Linked DNA regions of Mus musculus: region 2 is linked to region 1. A link is a contact called in ENCODE Hi-C or POLR2A ChIA-PET data. All regions are on one chromosome and are shown on one strand. The core of a region is the stretch at or near the end of the contact, and the rest is flanking DNA. Distances in the headings are between cores, read along the strand shown. Region 1 holds the start of Snf8 (SNF8, ESCRT-II complex subunit, homolog (S. cerevisiae)). Region 2 has its middle 9.9 kb from the start of Gm22423.

Evidence for each region. Hi-C counts contacts between places; a loop is a spot of excess contacts on that map. ChIA-PET counts read pairs that join two places held with the same protein, here RNA polymerase II (POLR2A).
Region 2: a map of CH12.LX shows a loop between it and region 1 (2.6-fold over the local background). The contact joins the enhancer-like site here to the promoter of Snf8 in region 1. A Hi-C loop is called at or near these places in 1 of 37 maps with a recorded cell type or tissue (CH12.LX). POLR2A ChIA-PET finds 5 or more read pairs at or near these places in 2 of 5 experiments (Patski and embryonic stem cell).

Annotation. Positions count from the first base shown.
Region 1 is chr11:96,032,911-96,037,754 of GRCm38, forward strand. It overlaps Snf8 (SNF8, ESCRT-II complex subunit, homolog (S. cerevisiae)), which reads left to right and starts at 1,975. Exons shown (of 8, transcript NM_033568.3): 1 at 1,975-2,157; 2 at 2,409-2,459. The coding sequence starts at 2,104.
Region 2 is chr11:96,091,268-96,096,329 of GRCm38, forward strand. No RefSeq gene overlaps it. Among named protein-coding and RNA genes, the nearest start is that of Gm22423, 9.9 kb to the left of the region's middle. Within about 2 kb of position 2,283, at least 1 of the 3 ENCODE cell types and tissues checked has a DNase peak (open chromatin) inside an H3K27ac peak, as active enhancers do.

The sequences.
Region 1 (4,844 bases), core at 725-3,224:
AAGAAAAGAAAGAAAAAGAAAAAAGAAAACAAAAAACCAAAAGGGCTAGAGAGACAGCTCAGCAGTTAACAGCACTGGCTGTTCTTCTGAAGGTCATGAGTTCAAGTCCTAGTAGCCACATGGTGGTTCACACCCATCTGTAATTGGACCTAAGGCCCTCTTCTAGTGTGTCTGAAGACAGTGATGGTGACAGTATACTCACATATACATAAAATAAATAAATCTTTTTTAAAAAATCCTCCCAGTAGAACTGCTGGATCACATGGCAAATATAGTTAAACAACAACAACAAAAGGAAATTTGAAATAAAATTTATATCATATATCTTATATTATATATCATATGTATATTTATGGGGTGGGGTGGCTGGAGGGATGGCTTAGTGGTAAAGAGCACTGACTGTTTTTGCAAAGGATCTGGGGTTCAATTCCCAGCATGGACAAGACACTTTACAACTGTTTATATATCTGGTCCCAAGAGATCTGATGCCCTCTTCTGGCATCTAAGAGCACTGCATACAAGTGATGTACATCCACACTGACAAAACATACATAAAAATACAATTTAAAAACATTTACATTTTTTTTAAGACTTCTGAATTTCTTTTTTTTTTCCTTTTCCTTTTTCTTTTTTTTTTCTGAGACAGGGTTTCTCTGGGATTAAAGGTGTGTGCCACCACCGCCCGGCTTCTTCTTTTTTTTTTTTTTTTTTTTTTCGAGACAGGGTTTCTCTGTGTAGACCTGGCTGTCCTGGAACTCACTCTGTAGACCAGACTGGCCTCGAACTCAGAAATCAGCCTGCCTCTGCCTTCCAAGTGCTGAGATTAAAGGCATTTGCCGACACTGCCCGGCATAAATAAATCTTAAAAAAAAAAAAAGAAGGCAAAGGAAAAGTTTGGATTTACATTTGTGGCATCTTGAATATCTGATGAGAGTGTCAAAGTCTCAAACAGAGTTACATGTTTTCCTCCCTTCGTTTGTGTAATGTATTTCCTCCTAGCCAGCCACTGTAAAAGACTGTCTATAAACATCGTTTTTAATCATAACGATTGTATTTAAAACCTCACCACTAGCTCTTACTAGGCACAACACTGCCTGTGTTAGGGAGAAATTTAGAAGTTCATGCAGTAAGCCTGTCTGCTAGGTGGAATAAACAAACCCTGACTTGATCAAACTTACCTATTGAATTCCTCTGCAGAAATTCTTGAGTTGGGTTAAGATTTTACAGCTAAGGGCCAGGTATGGTGGCTCAAGATGGGGAAGATCTCTGAATTCAAGGCCAGTGTGGTCTACAGAGCAAGTGAATTCTAGGACTGCCAAGGCTACATTGAGAAACTCTGTCTCCCCCTAGCCCACTCCGCCCCCTCCAAAAAACCCAAATTTGAGTCAGACTGTCTGACTCATAGCTAGTCCTATTTCATGACGTTAAGTAATTTAAGGCAGATTCCCGAATCCCTTGTGAAATACAATACCAACTCACGAACTTGAGGGTTTTGAACAAGTATAGAACAAGGCAAGTTGTGCAGTGCGTGGCACAAAACTATCAGATGCTGCCGCCTTTTTTTTTTTGTTAATCTAAGGTTTCGTTTTATTCTCGGTTTTTGCTCAAGGTAGCACCCATGAGTTTGGTGGCTCATGCATTTAATCCCAACATTTGGAGGTAAAGGCAGGAGAACTCTGAATTCGAAGTGAGCTTGGCTTGCATAGTTCCAGACCAACCAACCATGGTTATGGAGAGACCCTTGCTAAAAAAAAAAAAAAAATGGCACCTTCCATGGCCAACACAGCTCTTGGTCATGTCCCTGAAGCATCTGTCGCTCTCCAGGAGCCCACCTTGGTAGGATGCATGGGGAATTAAAATAGGACATGGGGTTAGCGTTTGCGATGTCGTCTGGACTTCCTGGAAATTGGCCCCCAGCTAGGGCGGGGACTGGGGCCCTTGCAAGAAACTCCTCGACTCCGCGGCAGGAAGTGAATATCGAGACTTCCGGCGCGCTCAAATGACGCACGGCACCCGGCTTCCGTGTTGGGAGCTGGCGACAGAACCTGGGACGCGGAGAGCTGGGGTCGGGGCTGCGGGGCGGCCCGCGGGCCCGGGGTGGGGATGCACCGGCGCGGGGTGGGAGCTGGCGCCATTGCCAAGAAGAAACTCGCAGAGGTGAGCGCGAAAGAAGCCGGGATGGAGCCTGCTCTGCCCTCGAGACACTGAATTCTCCCGGAATGGAGTTCTAGTCCCCTAAATCTGTAGAAGACAGGTTTCTCCGGAGCCCAGGGAGGAGTGATTGGAGTGTCAGGAGGCTGCTGGTTAAGTCACTGCATAAGACATATCTTTAATACTAAGGCAGTGGCAGCGCAATGGGAGCCTTGGCGATCACTGTCACAACTCATGCCGGTCTTTTTGTCTGACAGGCCAAGTATAAGGAGCGAGGGACTGTCCTGGCTGAGGACCAGCTGGCCCAGGTGAGTGACTGAAAGGCTTCAGACAGGAAGGGAGATGGACCAGGGCTGGCCAATATACCTTTGGTATAGATCGTCTCCACTGAACTAAAAATAGGATGTCAGGCAAATCCAGATTTAGGGAGAATGGCTAGTAATACTAGCTAAGATTTTTGACTGATTAGACTTGTGCGTTTCCCCTTTTTATTTTATTTGGTTATTGTCTCTTTTTGTTTTTTTTAAAGATGGTGTCTCACTTTGCTGCTAAGGCTGGGCTCCCAGCCTGTCCAGCCTCAGTCTGATCAGAGCAAATGCCACCCTTCCCAACCTTATGGTCATGTTCAATCCTCATTACAATTCCATGTCAACCTAGATTTAAAAAGTTCATCCAGTGATCTGGGAATGTACCTCAGCGTTAGAGCGTTTGCCTGACATGCACAAGTGCTGGAAGCCGTGCTCAACACAGCAAAAATTTAAACTTTCTTTAAAAACCAAAATGATAATTTTTCCTCAGAGTACTGACATTTCGCCAGGCAGAGGTGGCACACGCCTTTAATCCCAGGACTCGGGAAGGCAGGGACAGATGGATCTCTGAGTTGGAGGCCAGCCTGGTCTACAGAGGGAATTCCAGGATAGCCATGGCTATAAAGAGTCACCGTGCTGTCTTGAAAAACAAAACAAAAACGAATGCTGATATCTATCTATTTATTTTTAAAAGATTTATTTATTTAATATATGTGAGTACATTGTTGCTGTATTCAGACACACGAGAAGAAGGCACCAAGATGACATTACAGATGGTTGTGAGCCACCACGTGGTGCGGGAATTGAACTCAGGACCTCTGGAAGAGCAGCCAGTGCTCTTACCCGCTGAGCCATCTCTCCAGCCCACTGATATTTATTTACTAATAACATTGCAGTTGCATTAGGAAAGCATAAGCCAATGGGATTCACCGGCATGTCCAAAGAAGTTGAGACAGAAAGTAAAATTATTAATATTATGAGAGATACTTTGAAATGATAATCTTTAGGCATAATGATTAATAGTAAGAATGGTGGTGTGCAAGGTTGAACAGTCTGCTGGACAGATGCCTTTTTTTTTTTTTTTTTTGGAAATTTTGCTTTATTTGTTTTGTTGAGACCGGGTCTATGCACTCCTGGCAGCCCTGGAACTCACAATGTAGACCAGGTTGGCCTGGAACTCACAGAGATCCTCCTGCCTCTGCCTACCAAATGTTAGGATAAAGCCATTTGGCACCATGTCTGGCCTCTTTCTTTTCTTGCTTGTTTTTCGAGAGGCTCTTACTGCCTCTCATTGCTTGGGACTAGCAGAGTTGAACAGGGTGGCCTTTCAGTAGGCCATTCACTTGCCTCTGCCTCCCCGTGGTGGGATGAAAGGACCATGCATGCATCCTTTATTACGGTGCTTTGTAGCAAACTCAGGGCCTGGCACATGCAGTGGATGTGTCCCATCCCCAACTGTACCCCAGCTTACGGCTTTTATTTCATGTATCTCACAGTGGTGAAAACGGGCCTGACTTGTGGCACCTGTCACTCTCGGCACCTGGGAACATGCAGGAGGGCAGATGAATGACGGGTTCAGGCCCCGTCTCTAACCTCACCCTTTTGTGTATGGACTCTGAATGCGCTTGGGCATTGTGGTTGCTGAGGAAGAGGAGGGGCTTTGGCTTGAAATGGGCTTTTTTTTTTTTTTTTTTTTTCGAGACAGGGTTTCTCTGTATAGCCCTGGTTGTCCTGGAGCTCACTCTGTGGACCAGGCTGGCCTCGAACTCGAACTCAGAAATCTGCCTGCCTCTGCCTCTCGAGTGCTAGGATTAAAGGCATGTGCCACCACTGCCTGGCTGAAATGGGCTCTTGATCTGAGGAAAAATAGACAGGATGTCATTGTAATTATTTATTTTATTATTGTAATTATTTTGTTTATATGTTTGTCAGTGTGCTTGTGCACACATGTATGCAGGAGCCTGCAGAGGCCAAAAGAGTGTCAGATCCACTGCAGCGAGCGGTAGGTCATGGTAAAGCACCTAGTGTGCGTGATTGCTGGGGAGCAGACCTTGCTCCTCTCAGGGGCAGCAGTGCCAGCCACTTAGTATCTCTTTAGTCCTTCCTTCATCTCATCATCTTATCATTTTTTTAAAAAAGATTTTACTTATTATTATACATAAGTATACTGTATGTCTTCAGACACGCCAGAAGAGGGTATCAGATTTTGTTATGGGTGGTTGTGAGCCACCATGTGGTTGCTGGGATTTGAACTCAGGACCTTCGGAAGAGCAGTCGGGTGTTCTTACCCACTGAGCTATCTTGCCAGCCCCCATCTTATCATTCTTATCATAGAGCCGGTTGTGTGGCCTTGAACTTGGATCCTCCCACTGCAACCTCCCAAGC
Region 2 (5,062 bases), core at 1,033-3,532, 59 kb after region 1:
GTATCTGATGCCCTCTTCTGGCCTCTGAGGGAATCAGGTATAGGTGTGGTGTAGACATCAACTAACACACTCTGTGTGTGTGTGTGTGTGTGTGTGTGTGTGTAACTTGTTTTTATGTATAACTTTTTTTTTTTTTTAGATAAGGTTTCTCTGCGTAACCCTGGCTGTCCTGGAACTTGTAGAGCAGACTTGTCTCGATTTTCAGAGATCCACCTGTCTCTGCCTCCTAAACTATGGGATTAAAGGCCTGTACCACTTCAACAGACTTTATGTGTATTTTTATTACAGTATGTGTATGGGAAGTTTTGCCTACATAAAGTGTATGCATTACATGCATGTCTGGTGTCTGAGGAGGCCATGAAAGAGCATTGGGTTCCCTGGGACCCTGGGACTTGAGCAACAGTGGTTAGAGCTGCCAGGTGATTGCTGGGAGTCAAACAGGGTCCTCTGGAAAAGCAGCCAGAGAGCTACTGAGCCTCTTTCTGGTTTTTTTTTTTTGTTTGTTAAAGATTTTATTTATTTATTTATTTATTTATTTATTTATTTATTTATTATACATAAGTACACTGTAGCTGTCCTCAGACACACCGGAAGAGGGCATTGGATCTCATTACAGATGGTTGTGAGCCGCCATGTGGTTGCTGGGAATTGAACTCAGAACCTCTGGAAGAGCAGTCAGTGCTCTTAACCGCTGAGCCATCTCTCCAGCCCCCATTTGTTTTTTAATTAACCCCATTCAGCACTCAGCAAAGAGCCATAGGCATGGTGACTGTTCAGATTCCAACCCAGGACAAGTGGTGGAGGCACCTGTTTAATAGATCAATGTGGACCTGGGCCTCCAGGTTCTCCCAGCATCCCTCAGTGCTTACCTGTTAGAGGGTAGGGCTGACATACTCTGCCCTCTGAACTTACTAGCCCAGGGAAGAGCCCCTCCCCCACAGGCTCTTCCCTACACAATCCAGACATTTTGGTTGTCTACCTTCTTTTGCTCCTTTTGTACTTCTGGCTGTTGTACTTGGTTTTGCTCCCTCCCTCCTCCTCTTTTCACATGGTTTAGCATCATGAGAGTCTGGACTCTCCCAGATGTGCCTGCCTCTAGCTATGCTCTCCCATGTATCTATAAACTCCTCCATCACTTCTAGGAGCAGTCATGTCCATTCCTTTCCTTTTTCTTTTTTAAAAAATATTTATTTATTTATTATATGTAAGTACACTGTAGCTGTCTTCAGACACTCCAGAAGAGAGCATCAGATTTCGTTACAGATGGTTGTGAGCTACCATGTGGTTGCTGGGATTTGAACTCAGAACCTTTGGAAGAGCAGTCGGTGCTCTTAACCGCTGAGCCATCTCACCAGCCCCCCTTTCCTTTTTCTTTCTTTTATTTTTCATTCAACAATGGTCCCTCCTTCTGGTCTGCATTATTCTTTCACTCAGAGAGCTGCCTGCAGCTTCTAGCATGGCCATCTATACAACAAACAAATACGATTCCATGTAGTGTTTGCCATTTGTTCTTTTGAGCATGCTTACTTTTTAAGCTGCTCAAGGGTAGGTTTGTTGCCTGTTGTACACAGCGTGCTTAAAATAGCCTCTGGCACAGGCGAGATGCTCACTCAGCAAATACCAACTGAATGAACAAATTCATGCCCTCACTCTAAGGATTAAGATCCTGCCGCTTTGTAATCAGCACTCTGACTTTATCCTTGGGCACAACAGAAGTTCTGTTGGGTGGATTTCCTCATTACATGGCCCTCCCTTCCCTGCTAGGTGTGTCTTGCTGTGAACTACTAGGTATGTCTATCCTCACAGGCCCTTGCAAGTCTGACATTCTGTAGAGGTGTTCCTCTCACCCAGAATAGCTTTTCTCTGCAGCCTGGAAATGTCACAGACACCCTTTGAGGCCTAGATTGAGCGCTAATAGCCCTGAGATGCCTACTCCGGATACCTGAGACATTTGGTTTTCCCTGGTGCAGCCCAGCAGCCATAGCAATGAACTGTACCGAAGTGCCTATTTAAGTGTCTTAGACCTCATGTGCACTGACAGCTCTTGCAGAGGTCCTGAGTACAGTTCCCAGCAACCACATGGTGGCTCACAACCATGTGTAATGGGATCTGATGCCCTCTTCTGGTGTGTCTGATGTGAAGATGTTGACAGTGTACTTACATAAAATAAATAAATCTTAAAAACAAACAAATACAAAACAAGTAACCGAGGCATGCAGGAGGATCTCAACTTCCCCACTTGTACCTTCCTGGAGCAACCTCTAGAGGGCAGCCTCATACCGTGCTTGCCTTTCCTACTATAGTCCCTCTGGATGGATGGATGGTTGCATGAATTGGTGGGTGGATGGGTGGGCAGATGAATGGACACGTCAGTGGGGTGGGTACAGTCCACTTGGGTTTGGGGGTTAGCAAATTCTGGGAATAGAATCTAACCCAGCTACCTTAGCAATGGCAAGACCTACTCCTTGACTTCATAGTTTTAGGTTTGGGGACCATGATTGAAACCTGGAAAAAGTTATTGATTTCAAAATAAAAAGAAAGGGGCTGGTGAGATGGCTCAGTGGGTTAGAGCACCCGACTGCTCTTCTGAAGGTCCAGAGTTCAAATCCCAGTAACCACATGGTGGCTCACAACCATTCGTAACGAGATCTGACTCCCTCTTCTGGTGTGTCTGAAGACAGCTACAATGTACTTACATATAATAAATAAATAAATCTTTTTTTAAAAAATGAAAAGAAAGAAAGAAAGAAAGAAAGAAAGAAAGAAAGAAAGAGAGGGAAAAAAGTCACATTATAGAATTAAACAAAGATTAAACAAATAACTCTACTACATTATCCAGTCAGCTAAAATTCAATGTGTGTGAAGCTTGTGTTTAAGCTACATTGCACATGGGATGTGAGTGTGTCTTACTTATTTAGAAGTGTCAAGCCGCTGGGCGGTGGTGGCCCACGCCTTTAATCCCAGCACTTGGGAGGCAGAGGTAGGTGGATTTCTGAGTTCCAGGCCAGCCTGGTCTACAAAGTGAGTTCCAGGCCAGCCAGGGCTACACAGAGAAACCCAGCTGATCAGTGAACTGGTTGGTCTCAGTGAGAAAACGTTTCTCAAAACATCAGGTGAAGAGTCCCTGGAGTCGGCTCAGTGGGTACCACGCTTCCCATAAAAGCACAAGGACTGGACTCTGGATTCCTGCATCCATGGAAATGCCAGATGGATTCTGGAGTCCACCTCTAATCCTAGTGCTTAGAAGTACAGATGGAAGCCGGGCGTGGTGGCGCATGCCTTTAATCCCAGCACTCGGGAGGCAGAGGCAGGTGAATTTCTGAGTTCGAGGCCAGCCTGGTCTACAGAGTGAGCTCCAGGACAGCCAGGGCTACACAGAGAAACCCTGTCTCGAAAAACAAAACAAAACAAAACAAAAAAGTACAGATGGGGATCCCTGGATCAAATCAGCTTGCTAGAGTAGCCAATTGGCAAGATCTGGGTTCACCACACACACACACACACACACACACACACACACACTTAAAAAGAGCAGAATCAGACTGAATAGGGGAGAGAAAAATACATGGCCTGTCCTTCAAGCCTTTCAGCACCCACTGGGCATCACCACCTCTACTTTACATGAGAAATGACTGGCATTCCCATGAGGGTCCTAAGATGGCCACTGTGGATCTGCCCTTGTGTCAAACCCTTTGCCGGTATTATTTTTTGCTTTGTCTTCTTGGTAACCCTCAGAATCAATATGGCTTCTCCTTCCAGAGAAGGACACTTAAGTGCAGACAGACTAAGTAAATGAAGAAATGGGAGTCAGGATTCAGGGCTATCTGACTTCAAAGCCAGAGCTCCCAGCTCAGCATAATATCCTCTTTCTTTCTTTTTTTAAAGGTTTATTTTATGCATAGTATGCACGTCCCCTGGATCCAGAGTTATAGACAGTTGTGAGCTGCCATGTGGGTGCTGGGAATCGAACCCTGGTCCTCTAGAGGAACAGCCAGTGCTCCCAACCACTGAGCCATCTCTCCAGCCCCCAACACCCTCTTTCTAAGTGGCCTGCCCAGTTGCATTTACTGGATGCTTATAAGACGCATGCTAGAGGCTGGTGTGAGGTGCACACTTGCAATCTTAGTACTGGGGTGATGGTGGCACAGAAGCAAGAGGACCTCAGTATAGACCCTGCCCTTCCTCCAAGAAAAGAGCACAAAAGAAAAGAAACAGTAGTCACACAGAAACTGGGCAGAGTGGCACACTGTGTATCCTGTTATCCAGAGCCAATAGGGGTTAGTTCAAGGTTATTCTTGGCTACAGAGTGCGTACAAAGCCAGTCTGCAATTCCTGTAAACCTTTCTGGAAACACATACAAAACCAAACCTGGCTAAGAACCAGTGGCTGGGAAGGTCAAGACACTGCTACATTTTTTATTTTTTATTTTTATTTTATTTATTTATTTATTTTTAATTAGGTATTTTCCTCGTTTACATTTTCAATGCTATCCCAAAGGTCCCCCATACCCACCCCCCCAATCCCCTACCCACCCACTCCCCCTTTTTGGCCCTGGCGTTCCCCTGTACTGGGGCATATAAAGTTTGCAAGTCCAATGGGCCTCTCTTTGCAGTGATGGTCGACTAGGCCATCTTTTGAAACATATGCAGCTAGAGACAAGAGCTCCGGGGTACTGGTAGTTCATATTGTTGTTCCACCTATAGGGTTGCAGTTCCCTTTAGCTCCTTGGGTACTTTCTCTAGCTCCTCCATTGGGGGCCCTGTGGTCCATCCAATAGCTGACTGTGATCATCCACTTCTGTGTTTGCTAGGCCCCCTATTTTTTATTTTTTAAAAAAGGGACAAATTGCTGGGCGTGGTGGTGCACGCCTTTAATCCCAGCACTCAGGAGGCAGAGGCAGGCGGATTTCTGAGTTCGAAGCCAGCCTGGTCTACAAAGTGAGTTCCAGGACAGCCAGGGCCACACAGAGAAACCCTGTCTTTAAAAAACAAACAAACAAACCAAAAAAAAAAAAAAGATAAAAAGGGACAAATTTTCAAGCTGTCTTCTACTTATTCTTATA